Regions from separate parts of the Homo sapiens genome. Here region 1 is linked to region 2. The links are chromatin loops, found by intact Hi-C in ENCODE. Cell type or tissue: endothelial cell of umbilical vein. All regions are shown on one strand.

Evidence for each region. Peaks named below come from ENCODE experiments on the same cell type or tissue, not always from the same donor. Only the 100,000 strongest peaks of a DNase experiment are listed, where the experiment ranks them.
Region 1: a loop joins it to region 2, with 8 times the contacts of the local background. A loop is called at or near these places in 6 of 110 quality-filtered maps.

What each region holds. Positions count from the first base shown.
Region 1 is chr13:40,476,875-40,479,374 of GRCh38, reverse strand. All of the region lies in intron 1 of LINC00598 (long intergenic non-protein coding RNA 598), which reads left to right. Among named protein-coding and RNA genes, the nearest start is that of LINC00598, 2.9 kb to the left of the region's middle. In endothelial cell of umbilical vein, no CTCF peak of the experiment used is centred here; a DNase peak (open chromatin) is centred at 1,064; H3K27ac peaks cover 2,032 bases.
Region 2 is chr13:40,401,086-40,403,585 of GRCh38, reverse strand. The region is part of intron 6 of LINC00598 (long intergenic non-protein coding RNA 598); the gene reads left to right. Among named protein-coding and RNA genes, the nearest start is that of LINC00598, 79 kb to the left of the region's middle. In endothelial cell of umbilical vein, no CTCF peak of the experiment used is centred here; DNase peaks (open chromatin) are centred at 415 and 1,025; H3K27ac peaks cover 1,403 bases.

The sequences.
Region 1 (2,500 bases), 76 kb before region 2:
CCGGGCAGGCAGGGAAGGCGCTGGAAAACGCGGAGACTGCTCCTGGGAAGCGTACATTTCATAACTGAGAAACACTGCCCAGAAGTTTCTTTTAGAAGTGGGAGGCAAAGAGCGCTTAACCTTTATTTTTATTTTTATTTCTTTAGTTGCACGGCTGTGTTTGGTGTACAAATAACACCTGGGGTCTGTGGTGATGGGTCCTTAGGAATAGAGAGAAAGAGAAATGGCCTTGGAATTTAGTGGCCTGAAGACATAGTTTAAAAATTCATTTCCGGACCTCAACCTACGGCCTTTGACAGAAAGATGGGTTTGTTGTCTGCTGTGAAATAAAAGCCATCTGAGGCTTGTGGGAGCATGATGAGCACCAGAGTCCGGCTTAGAAATCACGCTGATGGCCCAGAAAACTCAGCCAACCACAGATACCATTGCTGCTTCTAGAAGCCCAGGACACTGGCACTGTGAGGCAATGCTGGAGATTCGTCCTATCCCTGGTCTCTTGCAAACATTTTAAATTGAAACCTTTAATAGTCAGCATGAGAGCACTCGGATTCAATTATATTCATCTCTGAAGATGTCCTGATATCGCCTACTTGTTTATAAAAATTAATCATAAAATATTGAACTAGTGGAGGGTTTGTATGTTTTCTATAAAGTCTAAAAAATGAATTCCATTTGGATCCAGTGAAAGGTGAATTAACGAATTATTCCCTCAGTAGGACAAGAATGTTGAAGAAAAAAACTGAATGATTTTTCTTTTGAACAATTCTTAGCCAATACAAACAAAAAAAATCAACAAACGAAAGCAAGCCAAACAACCAAACACCTCTCCAGTATTGCGTTTAGACCAGTTTGTACAAAGTTGGTACTGGTTTTATGACCTAACTTTTTCCCCCACTGTTTAAATAGATTTGGACATTATCTTTCAAATATGCCATTTCCAAGGAAGGTCTGAGTGGGCTTGCTTTTGCAGTGCATTTACAAAGCAAGCTATCGAACTGGCTCACAAGCCAAACAGAGGCCCCTGAAAAGACAATATCCCTTCCTTCCTGAGGCAGATATTTCAGGATTGGGGAAGCAGAGTTTCCTGTGTTCTCACAAGGGGCTGAGATAAAGAAACCCAGGGCAGTTTTGGAAAGAATTCAGCCTGCCACAAGCACGAGGCTGTTGTTTTTGTGTGCAGGGCCCCATTTCACAATGAGAGGCCTGCCTGGCCAGAGTGACCGTGGGGACAGGACGTGATGTGGACAGGGCTTTGGAGCTGGAAGAGTCCTCTCAAAGTGTGATGTTGAGAAGCAGTGATGCAGAGGACTCCCTGGAATGGTCAGCACTTCTCTCCCTCGTCCCACCTCTTGCGCCAACCCACCCACCATCCTCACCTTTGATTATCCACACACGTGTGTCTTACTGCTCCTCTTCCGTACCATGAGAGCGTCAGAAATCTTAGTGCCCTCTGCGAATGTTTATTTAGTTTCCATTATGTTTTCCCCTTGTTTCTATGATCAACAAAAGGCAAAACAGAGAAGTAGGTATTCGCCTTCAATGTATTTCCCCATCTGTCATCCGATTTCCTTTTTTATGTTTTCTCCACCCCCAGCCTATTTACTGTCCTGCATCCTGTAGGAGCCTCTACTGCAATGAATGAAAGTAATCTGACAGCCTGGGCAACATGTGAAAACCCGTCTCTACCAAAAAATACAAAAAATTAGCAGGGCATGGTGGCACGCGCCTGTAGTCCCAGCTACTCAGGAAGCTGAGCTGGGGGGATCCCTTGAACCCGGCAGGGAGGCAGAGGCTGCAGTGAGCTGAGATGGCACCACTGCACTCCAGCCTGGGCGACAGAGTGAGACTCTGTCTCAAAAAAAAAAGTAACTTGAGTATTTAATTCATGCAGAGATATTGATGTACGATAACTGTAGCCTCTAGCCAGAGTTTTATTGCATTTAAAAGAAGTCCATGAAAGAAAAAAAAATTTTACCAAATGTAAAAGTAATAACAATAATGATAATAATACAGCCATAAGGAAGAAAAAAAATTCAACAACATAATAACAAGTGTCTGTTGATAGGGATTAAGGCGTAGGTGGAAAGGAAATGGGAGGAAATAGAAAATCATTAATTTTCTCACCTTTTGTATTTGGGAGATAATAGATACTATTTGATTTCTGATTAATTGATAATAGAAAATTAAGCATCTTATTTAAAATCGAGGAGGTAACCACTATTAGGACTAAAATTCAGATTACACAGAAAACAGAGGAAACAATAAATAAAAGAAATTATTTAAGATGATAGAATTGTGACAAATGTATTATAATAATAAATGTAATGAGATCAACTCATTTATTAAAATAAATAAACTCACAAAAATGGGTAAAAAAATCTAAATACAACATTGTACTGTCTTTAAAAAAGTAACTGAAGCCAAGTGACTCAGAATCGGAGATAGTGCTTCAACTCCCAGAAATATCCCTCTAACAGTGGAATTCCAGGCACTGTGGCAT
Region 2 (2,500 bases):
TTCAGCACCACTGGGGCGGCCTCATGGGGAAAGAGGGTACAACGGGGCTGGAAGTGAGTTTAATGGGGCTGCGATTCGGAAGCTGAGGGTTTTAGTCCAGCAACTGCTTAGTTGTTCCCGTACAACTTCATGTTGTTAAACTACAAGGTTCAGTCCTTGATCAGTTAAATAGGAACAATGCTGTAAAACCTCTGTCCAATCTACTTCACAAGCCTCCTGGCAATGCACATAAAAGGGCTGCATACATTCCTAAGCTGGGACCAGGAAGGGTGGGAGGCAGACGTTATCCTGAAGACAGACAGAGAGCTAGTCGTCTACATTTTACCATGTCACCTGCCTGGGAACCCTCCGCACTTGCCTGGGCCTAGGGTCCAATGGGCTTCCTGTCTCTGACCAGAGGTCGGGAAACAGCTCTGTGCGGGAGTTGGCCGATCTGCTGAGTGGGGTCGTCCTGGGGTTGATATTTGTTCTTAGCAACAGGCATTTCAAATGCACAATGCATGATTGTAGCCCTTGGAATGCAGCATTTTTGAGCAGCGAAGTACAGGTTGCCAACTGTAAAATATCACCATGTTCACACTGGTTCTAAAGACAAGCGGAGAGAAGGGAATAATTCTATATTAAGACAAACCTTGCAATCTACCCTCCAGAGCCTTCTGGAAGAAATTAGGATCATTTTAAAAAGGGCTGCATTAACACAGTGGGGCATTCATTCCTTTTATTTTATTCCTTACATATTCACAATTGGAAAATTTTTATCATTCTGGAGTTATTAAGTAGTATGGGGGAAGGATTACTTATTTTTGCATGTATTTTTGAAGGAGGCTTTCCTTATTTCTTTTCATGTTAAAAAATTTACCCTTTCTGAAGCCTTTTTTTTTTTTTTTTTTTTTGGCGTATGTGTGTTTCGCAAAACTTGGCACGAGCATGAGAGGCTGACCTTTAACTTGAGGAGGAGGAGGAAGTGCAGTGAGGGGCAGCTGCGGAGGGCGTGGAGGAGGCAGGATGACTCAGTGTCTCTGTAACGCCCTCCTCTCCCCTCTCGGCCCTGGGCCAAGTGTGTCCAACCAGTGCTGCATCAGAGAAAGAAATCCTGCAGAAGTGACCGCTGTGGTAATGACAGCATAAATAGTTCCTCTTTTGAAGTTTTAATGCTCCTGAAGCTGTGGGAGAAACAGTCAGCTTTCAGATTCCTCCCTCGACTACTGGCAAACCGTGAAGAACTGTGTTTTCTCTCCAAGACACACCAGAGTGGTTATAAGGGCAAAGAATGATTGGACTTTAGAAGCCGAAAAAGGACTAGAGGCAGACAAATGGACAGCATTTCAGGGTGGCCCTGGGTTCACAGTGACCTTGAACCTTCACCTAAGTTTTTGGCAGCTGAGTCTCCATAAGAGGGGACAACTGCATTTACTATCGGAGAACTGCAGTTTCTCTCTCTGGCTGAGTAGAGTTGGTCTCTGTCTATGGGGCATCCTGTGGTCATCTCTCTCTGCAATGCAGGAAGCTCTGTCTGCCTGCCCCCTTTCCTACCTAACTGAAATTGAGGGGTAATTGCCTCCTGCACCCATATTTTCGAAATCTCAACTCACATACACACCATCTTTTGCTCTTGACTTCATAACAGCAATAGTAGAATGTCATTATCTTTGTCAGCAATGGCAAAATCAGCAAAATGAGCACTTACTGTGTATAAGCCTGGTCAAAGATAACAGACGCAGAGAGAGAGAGAGAGAGAGAGAGAGAGAGATTCCTTCAAGGGTCTTACAAGGTATTTGAGGATGAGACCATTATTCTTTCCCCAGCACGACACTAAAACTCTTCTCAACAAAGTTGTAAGTGACCTGCTAATTGCCAATCCCAGCAAACACTTCCCAATACCTTCCTGAAATGGTTGACGTGACCTCATTATTTGAACACCCTTCCCTGAATGGCCAAGACAGCACCCTGCCTTGGCTCTCCTGCTACCTTCTCACACCACACCCTGAGGTCAATTCTTCCTCCATCTGTCCCATAAATGTAGCTGCTGTTTCTCAGGGTTCCACCTTTGGTCTTCTTGTCAGTCCTCAATTTTCTTTTTTCTTAGTTACTTTGCCTAATCCTGGAGGATGTGAATTTACATTTTAACACATTTCCTAGAGGTACTGATATAAATCCCAAGCAGTTTTGAGACTCTCTGGACTTCTTCATCCTTCTAGTTCTTAGCATCTGCATCTATAAAATGGGGATGATAATGGTACTTGTTTCATTGGACTGTTGTTAGGATTCTATGTAAAGCACTTAGAAGAGTGCCTGGCACATAGGCAGTTTTACATAAATATCTGTTGTTAAGTTTGGGCAAAGGCCTAATAGAAAATAAGTTTTTGAAGGAAAGTTGGGGCCTTTTGCAGAGACAGATGGTTCTTTCCCCAAATCTAGTCTCTCCTTCTTCCAGAATCCCCCTGTGGCACCCAGTATCCCTGGCCTCTCCATGCTACAACAGTGGCTATGTTTTTCTTCA